2 separate regions of the Homo sapiens genome follow, and region 1 is linked to region 2. A link is an interaction called in ENCODE POLR2A ChIA-PET data of the cell type or tissue named here. Cell type or tissue: MCF 10A. All regions are shown on one strand. Links, peaks and the distances in the headings refer to the core of each region. The heading gives the core; the rest is flanking DNA.

Region 1 (5,392 bases), core at 266-5,265, 100 kb after region 2:
AGAAAGCAATTGGCTTTTGAATATTAACAAATAGTGCTGGACCATATGGACCTCCAAATGTCAAAAAGAAAGAATGAGAGAGAGAGACAGAGAGAGAACGTAGGCACAGGTCTAACACCTTTCACAAAAATTAACTCACAATGAATCACAGACATAAATGTAAAATGCAAAACTATAAAACTCCCAGAAGACAACATAGTAGAAAATCTAGGTGACCACAAATTTGATGATACAATACCAAAAATATAATCCATAAGAGAAAAAAATTAAGCTGGACTTCATTAACATTAAAAACTTCTACTCTGCAAAAAACAGTGATAATATTTTGCAAATTGGAGAAAATATTTGCAAACCACATATCTGATAAAGGACTGGCATTCAAAATATACAAATAACTCTTTAAAATTAAACAATAATTTTACAACCCAATTTAAAAAACAGGCCAAAGATCTGAATAGGTATCTCATAAAAGATATATATATGGCAAATAAGCATATGAAAAGATGCTCAACACTACATGTCCTTATGAAACTGCAAATGAAAACTACTTCCCACATGCTAGAATGGCTAAAATCTAAAACACTGACAGCATCAATGCTGGCAAAGATATGGAACAACAACTCTCATTTGTTGTGGGATGAAATGCAAAATGGTACTGCCATTTTGGAAGACAGTTTGGCAGCCAAACACACTCTTACCATATGATCCCATAATGGAACTCCTTGGTATTTCCTGACTAAGTTGACTGGTGCCCACTTAAAAACTTGTACCTGAATGTTTATAGTAGCGTTATTCATAACTGCCAAAACTTGGAAACAAACAAGACTGTTGTGTACAAAACAAACAAATTTTACACGTACTCTCTCTTACCTTTAATAGGAGCATATCCATACAATAGAACATTACTCAGTGATTAAAAAAAAAAGCTCTCAAGTCATGAAAAGACATGACAAACCCCTAAATGCGTATTGCTTACGGAAAGAAGCCAAATTGAACAGGCTACATACTATATGACATTCAGAAAAGGCAAAACTATGGAGACAGCAAAAGGATCTGTGGTTGCCAGTGGTTTGATGGTAGAGAGGGAGTGGTGAATAGGCAGAGCACAGGAGATCTTTAGGGCAGTGAACTATTCTGTATGACACTGTAATGGTGGACATGTGTCATTATTACAACTGTCAAAACCCACAGAATGTACCACACAAAAAATAAGTTATAATGTAAACAACAAACTTTAGTTAATAATAATGTATCAATACTGGCTCATCAATTTTTAACAAATGTACCACATGAATGCAAGATGGTAACAGAGGAAACTAGGGGAAGGAGGAAGGGATGAGGGGGCATATGGGAAATCTGTAGTTTTAACTCCATTTTTCTATAAACCTAAAACTGCTCAAAAAGAAACAAAAAAATCAAAAATACTACCAAAAGGCTATTTTTAAAAAAGCAAAGAAAAAAATCAAGAGAACATATTAGCAGCTATTACTACTACCATTACATTTCACACTATTATGCAGTTTCCCCCATATAAATTGTATATACGTTCTCTCTCTCTCCAAGGATTTCCTTGAATCCTGGAATGAATCCCAGAAAGGTCTTGGAAGTATGGTAGCATATGGTGGTAGCATTACACTTACTGGCTTCTTAAAGTTAGGTTTGACTGCGTCATCTGAGGAATGTGGCCTGGAGTGATATGTATCAAATTCCAGATATGATTTTAAAAGCCAGTGTGACATTTGTGGTATTTCCTGCTACTATGCTGTGGACCACATATGTTGAAACAAAACCTCCATCAGCTCGGGTCCCCAAGTGACTATAATGAGCAGAGCTGCTCTGTCAACCTGTACTGATACGTTACATGAATGAGAAATCAACTTATATTAATCAACTAAAAATTTGGGATTCTTTTTTTTGCTGCATAACTTAGCATATCCTAATTAATACTTCTGTCAAATCCTACTAGCCTTTATAATTCTATTGAAATGTTGTATTTTTTGCCAATCTCTTTTTGCTTGGTGCTGAAAGCAATCATCCTACTCTCAAAATTCCCACTGTACCTTACCTATACTTCTTAATGGCATTTAACACTTTAAATTTGATATCATAATTAAATGCATACATGCTTTATCTATCCTACTAGCATCTAAGTTTTTTAAGGGCAAGATTTATGTCTCATCTTACTACATCTGAAGCACCTAGTGAAGTATGTGGCACACCTTCTGAATACTATACAGATTTTTATCCAATAAAAATGAGACTCCTATTGCTAATATATTGGTAGGTCCATCAACAGAAAGAAAATATTTTGGTAAATAAAGGGTTTACTGTCTCTTAAATTTTATGTAAAGGCAAAAAAAAAAAAAAAAAGAAACATACACACAAAATAGGCATTTTCATTTGGATTAGTTTTATACCCTTAGACAATGCCAGTGTTCTTTATTCTGAAGGAGACAACTTACTTTCCTTTTAATTTAAAACTGTGTCTATTCCAAAGAAATCTGTGAACAGGTACTATTAAATGTTAACAGAAATGCTGAGTGAACTACATAAGAAAATAATCTAAGAAAGAATATGATTTTAAACTTGCTGAACAGATATCTTCTTGGTCTTTTTTGCATATTTGGGTCATGGCTGCCAGAAATTTATGTTCCAAACATCATTTGTTGTTTCAATAAACAGCCTTGGGCCTCTAAGGCAAAAACTAGAACCTGCACCACCTCTACTGCCATTTGGCAAAATAAAAGTTTTAAAAATAATTTCAGTAACAACTAAGAGAAAATAGGCTAGCAGTGGAGAACTACCAGGAACAATCTTAAATCTATCTTAGAAAAAATATGCAACATCCAGGTTCCTTGCTTTAAGAAAGTATGACAGAAATATCCTCTGTTGTAAGAGAGTTTGTAATCTAGCTGGTAAAAATAACCCAGATATAAAAAGATCAATAGCATGACAAAAAAAGTCTACCAAATGTCAAATGAACAGCCTAGCAAAAAAAGTGCAAAAGAAATTGAATCTAGGCCTAAGGATTGTAGGGCAACTAGAAAACTATAATTTAAACTGGACATTTAATTAAGAAGAAAAAAAACCTGATGATATATGAGGCTTTTTGCAAAAGAGTAGTGAGAAAGAAGGAGGGGAAGAGAAAAAGAGAGGGAGAGAGGAGGGAGAATGGGAGAGACGGAAGGAGAACGGGAGGAAAGCAGTGGGGGCGGGGGGAGAGAGAGAGACTGATTTACATCTAAAATACTAGCAGCATGAGTCTAGATTATATATGGCCTTGAATGTCAGGGATAAAACCCTGATGTCTATACTATAGTATAGACAATGGAAAGCGCCTTACTTTTTTCTTGGATTTTCTGACCTGGAAATTTGAAAAGTGATCTTTCCCAAAGAGTGACTGGGAAAAAGTGTGTAGAATGGCTTAATGAGAACAGAAACAAGTACTGAAGAGAAAGGAGATGTTTGGAATAAAGAACAGAGGAGGTAGTGGCACTTTTATTTTCTGAGACAGGAAATAGAATGAAGTAGGGAAAATAACAAAGACTTTTTTTAAGGCTGAGAGGAGAAAGATAAAAATATCACCCCCCTTTCCTCAGTGAAAATAAGAGACAAGATCATCTTGAAAAAGTAAGTCTGCTGGGAATAAAACTGAAGCCTTGATGCATGTGTCAAAGATTTGAAATAACTGCTATAAGAAATCTGATAAGGAGATCACAAAAGATAGCAATGAGGTCTGGTTTAAATTAGAAGGCATGAATTTGTAGTGAACTCAAGTACATATATTTTATGTTATTTCTGGCCAAAAAAGAAACAGTTGAGATAAACCAATACAGTGAATCTTGAGAAGTTGGGCAGTTACAATGGAGGACTCTAATGGTTTTAAAAAGTGCACATTAAAATGTCAAGTTACAACTTTAAAAAGGTGGAGGAGAGTAAATGGTGGCCTGGAGGTCTTGAGAGGAGTTCAGGAACTGGTATAAAGTGTTTGAAGAAGTGAAAGAAGTGATAATTATGAAAAAAAAAATCATGATTTAAGTCATGGTGATAGGATATTTGATTTAGGACTCATGGGTGAGTGAAATTTTCTCAATCTCTCGTAAATGGTCTAAGCTATTCATTTTTAAAGATATGCACTGATAAAATACTTCAGAAAATATTTTCTTCAAAGTCTTACACAAAATTTGGTATGGTAACTCATTAAAGGAGAAGTCTGAAGAATGAGGAAAGGTGAAACTGGAGAGTAAGGATTTCTTTAGAAGAGGTACTTTAAAGGAAGTCCCTCTCAGAAGAGGAATTTTCTAAAAATTACTCAGAGTTTGTCCCCTGGGAGTTTGGAGGACAAGGACTAGATGATGATACATGCCTGTCTGTCTGTAGTAGCAAAGCAAAGATGCATGGCTGCAGTGGGAATGGCTGTTCTTTCTGAGCTTGTTAAGGCAAGGGGTTGTGTGTTTCCCCTAGGACAAAATGTGGGCCCGTTAAAGAGCAAGACTCTAGAAAGGAATCTAGCCAAAGAGGACAGCGTTGGTGGGATGGGGATAATGCCAATCAAAAAAGAGATAAACGGAACTAAGTTCTGAAAAGGAAGTCACAAGTAACCCACAGAAGGCATCTCTCATATCAAGGCACCTCTACATAGAAAAGCTCTAGCAATGAGTCAAAAAAAAAAAAGGAGGGGCAAGAATCAAAATCTAGAATGCCCCACTTCCAAACTACAGGTTTCCCAGTTTAAAGGAGGTCTGAGCTGCTGAGAATAGAAGATTTGACATTAAACTGGACTGGACTTTGATATTTAAAAAAAAGACTATTAATACCTAAAGGTAACTGGAAAAGCTGTAAGATTTGTCTGAGAGTAACTGGGGGAAAAAGGAAGCTCCAAATGAGCATGTTTAAAGGCACTGGGATGGAAGGAATCGAGCTCATTTCTGTTTGTACCTTGTCTTGGAATTAAGAGCAAAATTTACTTAAATCACAATAAAAACGTAAGAGTGGTCTGTTAAAAATAGCTCACTTGAGAATCCTTAAGGCATTTAATATGAAGAACAAATAAAACCACTTTTTTGTCTCTTTTTATACTGTTTAATTTGAAGAGTTTTTGTTTAATGATGTCAAATTCAGACTGTAGCTTTTTTTTTTTTTTCATCCTATTGCTATGAGGAGGTTAAAAAAATACAGCTAACTGTATTTTACCCTATTAGGGACATTGCTATCTTAGGGAAGCTTTTCATTGATAAAAGAACATAAACATACTTGAAAAATATATTGTCATGTTTCCAAATACTGCTTGGAAATGTGAAGGAGAAAGGAAGGAGTAGACAGGAAGACAAAAGTTAGGGATTTTGAAACAGCTAAATAACGAAGAGAGAAAGTTTATTTCACTGCAAAAATT
Region 2 (5,392 bases), core at 58-5,057:
AAATGTGTTTTATTTGCCCCGGTTGCAATATCAATATATGTTCATTGATGCTGAATATATATTGTACTACTAATAATATATATTAATATGTTAATATTAATAACTGAAATTATATTGTATTTAGCACATAATTAGATATAGTATCAACAGGTACTATATACTCTTTGCAAAAAAAAAAAAAAATACGCTCCAAGTTTCTTTCTGAAAGTTTTCCTTTTCTTTCCTGTGGGAAAGTGGCCAGGGATTATTGTCTAAATGCCCTTTCTAAGGCTAGCTTTTGTTTGTTTGCTGTTGTATTTTTTATGTTTTTATGTTTGACTGCAGGCTAAGCAATTTTATGGCCTCCTGTTTGTCCCAGTAGAACATGTGTACTTTTAATTTATTTTATATTCCTGAAAAAGGAAGAAACGAAATGAGTCTTCCTTGTTTTGATTAGAAAAGCACAAAAAGTCAGGGTGGGACATAGGGTTCAGTGAGAAGGAAATTTCTAAGCATTTTCCACACAAACCAAGACATTTTCTCAGATAAGGTCTATATCTGGATGTTTTCCTCTTCTATCAATTGTGTTTATCAACAAGCCACAGAAACAGCAAAAGAGTCACTAAAATCTGACATTGAGGAGGCAATACACAAGCAAGAGGCTCAGCTGCATCTCCCCAGTAACTGAAGGGTATATTAGTAGGGAAACACTTTTGTAAGCAGATTTGACACCCTCAGAGTTAATGGCTAGAGAAAGGGAAATGTTAAATATGACGAAAGGGTGCTGTGTCGATTAATTCTTGGGCCACGGTTCAAGAAATGTGAGCTTACTCAATTAAGAAGAATGCACTTTCCTATTCTCCTTTCTTTTCTTTTTCATAAAAGGATAACTGCTGTTTATTGATTATGATGACAGAAGGATAGTAAAATGAACCATAGATTAGGTAAGTAAACTTCAGTATCATCAAGGAATCCTTAGGGAAATGGAAGGCTGCAATTAGAGGTGGCAGGACTTAGCATAGGAGTCCTGCTAAGGAGTGGGAGAGAATAGAGATATAAAAGAATCAAAACAGTTATTTAACCTTATGTAATCTTCCTAAAGATCAATTATATGTTTAAAAATATAGCTTTCAAGTCACTAAATGTATTTTTACTGCCTAGCCTGCTAACGCCATGAGTAACCTTGAAGAAATATAGCACCTTCTAACTTAAATCAAAGAGCTTACAGCAACATTTTCTATGTCTATGAGCACTGTTGTTTAAAAGTTACATGATAAACATTACCACTGGATGTCAGAGAAGGTAAATGAGCACTATTTACTGAGATTACATTGGTAGAATATTTCTAGAGAACAATTTGGCAATGTGGATCATAAACTTTAAAAATCTGCATATTAGATGCTCAATATCATTAACCATTAAGAAAATGCTAATCAAAACCACAATGTGATACCGCCACACATTCATTAGGATGGCTACCATTAAAAAAAGAAGCAGAAAATAGCAAGTATTGGTGAGGATGTAGAGAAATTAGAAAACGTGTACAATGTTGTTGAGAATGTAGAGCCACTGTGGAAAACAGTGTGGTGGTTCTTCAAAACATCAAAAATAGAATCATCATATGATCCAGTGATTTTATTTCTGGATATATCCAAAAGGATTATGAGAAGAGACTGGAAGCAATGTTGTCCATCTACATTTATAGTGGCAGAACTGGCAATAGCCTAAAGGTGGAAGCAACCCAAGTGTCCACTGATAGATAAACAAAATATAGCATATACATCAAACAGAATATTATTTCAGCTTTTAGAAGACAAGAAATTCTAACATATGCTGCAACATGGATGAACCTTGAGGACATTATGCTAGGAGAAATAAGCCAGTCACAAAACGACACAAATGGTATGATTCCACTTATATGAGGTACCTAGAATAGTCAACGAAGTCATAGAGGCAGAAAGTAGAATGATGGTTGTCGGGGGTTGGAGAGCGGGGAAGGGGCAGCTAGTGTTTAATGGAGACAGGTTCAGTATTGCAAGATGAAGAATCCTATGGATGGATGGTGGTGATGGTAGCACAAAAATTTATTTAGGGCCACTGAACTATACAGTTAAAAAGTATTAAGTGTTAAATTTTATGTTATAAGTATTTGACTACAATTTTTTTAAAAAAATTTTAATGTGTATTTATCTTATGTTTATGGGATTTATCCTTATAAAATCATCACCCAAAGGTATAAATATTTCCACAACAAAATGTCTTTACCTTGTTTATAATGGGCAAAAATTAGAAATAACCCAAATATTTGCCAATAGGAAATTAATTGCATTACTGTATATTTGCACAAGGAATTCTATTCAGCCATTAAATAAAAGTACTTGCATGTGTATTTATTAACATCAAAAGATGACATGATACAGTGAGAGAAAAACAGACATGTTTCAAAGCAACATGTATGATGGGATCTCATTTTGTAAGTACAGAAAAATGCACACACAAACACCTCCCTCTCTATACAGACACACACACACACTTGGAAAGATATACATTATAAAGTAAAACCGAAAGTAATTTTATTGGGTGATGGGTTATGAGTAATTTTTCTACTTTAAGATTTTTTCTTGTGAAAACTTTTTTCAAATAAGAGCATTTATTTGGATATTTACAAAATATAAAGTTATGTTTATTTTTTTGAAGTTATTACAATTGGGAAGTCTCATTCACAAAGAAATCAGAATCTTTAAGGCTTAAAAGGTAATCTGAAATAAGTAAGCTAAGGAATCTACTGGTTATTTTCCAATATTCCCCTAGGTTCATACCAGAAACCCAGAAGCAATGAATTTTACACAAATCTTGTCACTGAGTTTTCAACACATATATCTGTTTCATGCATTTTTTCATCCTGGCAGTATTCTTCTGAAAAGCTTATGCCTAATGCTGAGAAAATAATTACTCTTGTGCCTGCAAATAGATAAATGACACAGTCCTGACCCTGTAATAATTTGGTGTTCTGTGGGCTTTCCTCAGCTCCTTAAAAGACTGGCATCCTGTAGAACAGCTCTTTACCAATTCATTCCCTTTTTCCAGTCCAAACACTGCTAGAACAGATTGTCTCCTATGGTGTAAACCCAATTGACATTTGATTCACCAGCTGGCAGCCACCCAACCCTATCTGGACAAGCAGTTCTCACTAAACGAAGGACTTCAATTTCTTTTTTTTTTTACAGTGTTTATCGGCTGTTTTCAAGCTGTTGAAATAAACTTGGCAATACCATTCAAAGTAATCTCTCCCTCCTCTTCCCCACCACCACTGTCCTTTGAAACACAGCTTCCATTCTGTGTTGAGGTTTATTTATCTTCCAGCCCTGGTGCCTATGAGGCCTATAGAAGTTATCAATCAAACCAAATTTATGAAGTTCTTTTGTGGAAGCACTGCAAGCCATTGGACAAAAATCAATGGAGAAATAATAATGGGGAAACAAACGTTTAAGCTGAATTAAATTAAGCAGTTTATAGTTTCACCTCAAAGTGTAAGCATAGGTAGAGAAATGGCTTAGGAGGAATGCAGCCAGTCTACTGACTTGTTTTCAAGTTCCCTGCTCTGAGAATCCAGTTTCAGTGTGTCAGAACTAACAACAGCAATAGCTAGTTTAACGGACGAGAGAAATTAGATTAAAAAAAGAAAAGAATTTCTGCCTCCACTTTCACATTCTGGGAGAAATGAAGAATTGACTTAAGGATTGACTATTTTGTTGAGTAAAAGTCATTAGGGTTTTTAGACGTGTGAAGATAGACCAGGAGTTTAATCTCAATTAAGACCAAATTGTTTTGTATAATAAAGAAACCAAATTTGCTCCAAGGCAGCTGGGGAAACAGGAAAAGGGTAATGGCTGAAAAGAAGCCTAGGAACATGGAGGCAAAAAAGACCATAGAAAAAGGTAACAGAGACAAATCCCTGCTACCAGTGAGACCTGGGAATTTTTAAGAAAAGTGTTGTCACGTATTGAAATTCTGCTGTATTGCTGGGTTCCCGGTATGTTACTCTCATCGTGTACATATCTGTTAGACACAGCAGTATTATGTGAAAGATGGTCTGAGGAGTGAGAGGAGTGTGTGAAGCTTTCTGTGTGAAGCTTTCTGGAAATAGCAGCAAGGAGACCAATTGTCAGGAGACAACAGAGCAGCAAGCTGTGGCATGGGACAGCTCAGGAAAGGACATAACTCAAATGCCACCCTCCCCAAATCTACCAGAGTCTAGATGCAACCCTTAGATGAGCAGGGATTTCCAGGTGGCAGCTCTGTGTGTTCCAACACTGTGTGAAGCAAGTACTCTGTGTCATGTAGTTTATATCATCACTTCAAGGTAGGTATTATTATGGTTCTCTACCTGGGGATGAGAAAACAGAGCCATGAAGAGAGAATTAAGTAACTAATCCAAGGTCACTTGGCAATGAACTGACAGAAGGAGCAGAGAATCAGAGCCCAGGAAGGTCTGACCCTCATCTTGCATCTATCCACCAAGACTCTCTCCCTCTCCCTAACACCCATGAATATTGAGGGATTCCTCTATGCCTGACTTAGTGCCATTTGAAACTTACTGTCTAATGGCAGAGCCACCACATGCAGAGTATAAAGTCATCATTCCACTTTACTTTAGCAAATGAAAACATCCCCATGTGTCACCAGCATCCAGTGACCAGTCTGTAAATCTATGAGGATAGGGTCATGTCCCTTTTCTATCCATGTCTCCCCATCAGCTATTTTCCCCATGACAAAAGCTGTGCTCCAAATTACTTATTGAATAAAAGACTAGCACATAAAGGAAAAGTTTAATCTCACCATTTTAAACTGAATATCCATGCCTTATCTTCTCTCCTTGATCAGCTCTAGAAGAGGAATTTCACATTAAATGTAACTGATAAAGTTCACTTTAAAATAGGCTTTTCTTGACTTAAAATATTAATACAAAGTAATCCATGCTGTTATAGAAAAATTAGAAAATTCAGATAAGCAAAGAGAAAAAAATGAAACTATCCATAATCCCAGGGCCTAGAGATAAATTGTTACTAATGCTTTGACATGGAGTGCTATTCACCGTGAATAATGCTGTGTGAACTGATGCCCTGTTTGAAGATCCATCAGGCATACACAGAGATTTGAACTGACACCACCGATGTCATCATCATCATCACAACTGTGCAGACTGATACTATGCCTTTCAGGAGAAGATTTTGGAATAACCACAGGAAACAAACAGTGACAATAGCAGCTTAAAAATGTCTGTAAACAGAACATGTTTTCTGGTTCTTTCTCTACAAAGTTTTCGGAAGTTATAAAAGCCCCTTTTGGACTGACTAAACCTATAGCTTTCATAAACATTTTAGAAGAAAGAGGGACTCTCCCACCAGCCTCA

The links. Peaks named below come from ENCODE experiments on the same cell type or tissue, not always from the same donor. Only the 100,000 strongest peaks of a DNase experiment are listed, where the experiment ranks them.
Region 1: POLR2A ChIA-PET joins it to region 2 with 5 read pairs; 2 of 35 experiments call an interaction of 5 or more read pairs at or near these places.

What each region holds. Positions count from the first base shown.
Region 1 is chr7:11,126,527-11,131,918 of GRCh38, reverse strand. The region is part of intron 17 of PHF14 (PHD finger protein 14); the gene reads right to left. Among named protein-coding and RNA genes, the nearest start is that of PHF14, 160 kb to the right of the region's middle. In MCF 10A, for the core only: no CTCF peak of the experiment used is centred there; no DNase peak of the experiment used is centred there.
Region 2 is chr7:11,226,491-11,231,882 of GRCh38, reverse strand. No RefSeq gene overlaps it. Among named protein-coding and RNA genes, the nearest start is that of PHF14, 260 kb to the right of the region's middle. In MCF 10A, for the core only: no CTCF peak of the experiment used is centred there; a DNase peak (open chromatin) is centred at 3,122.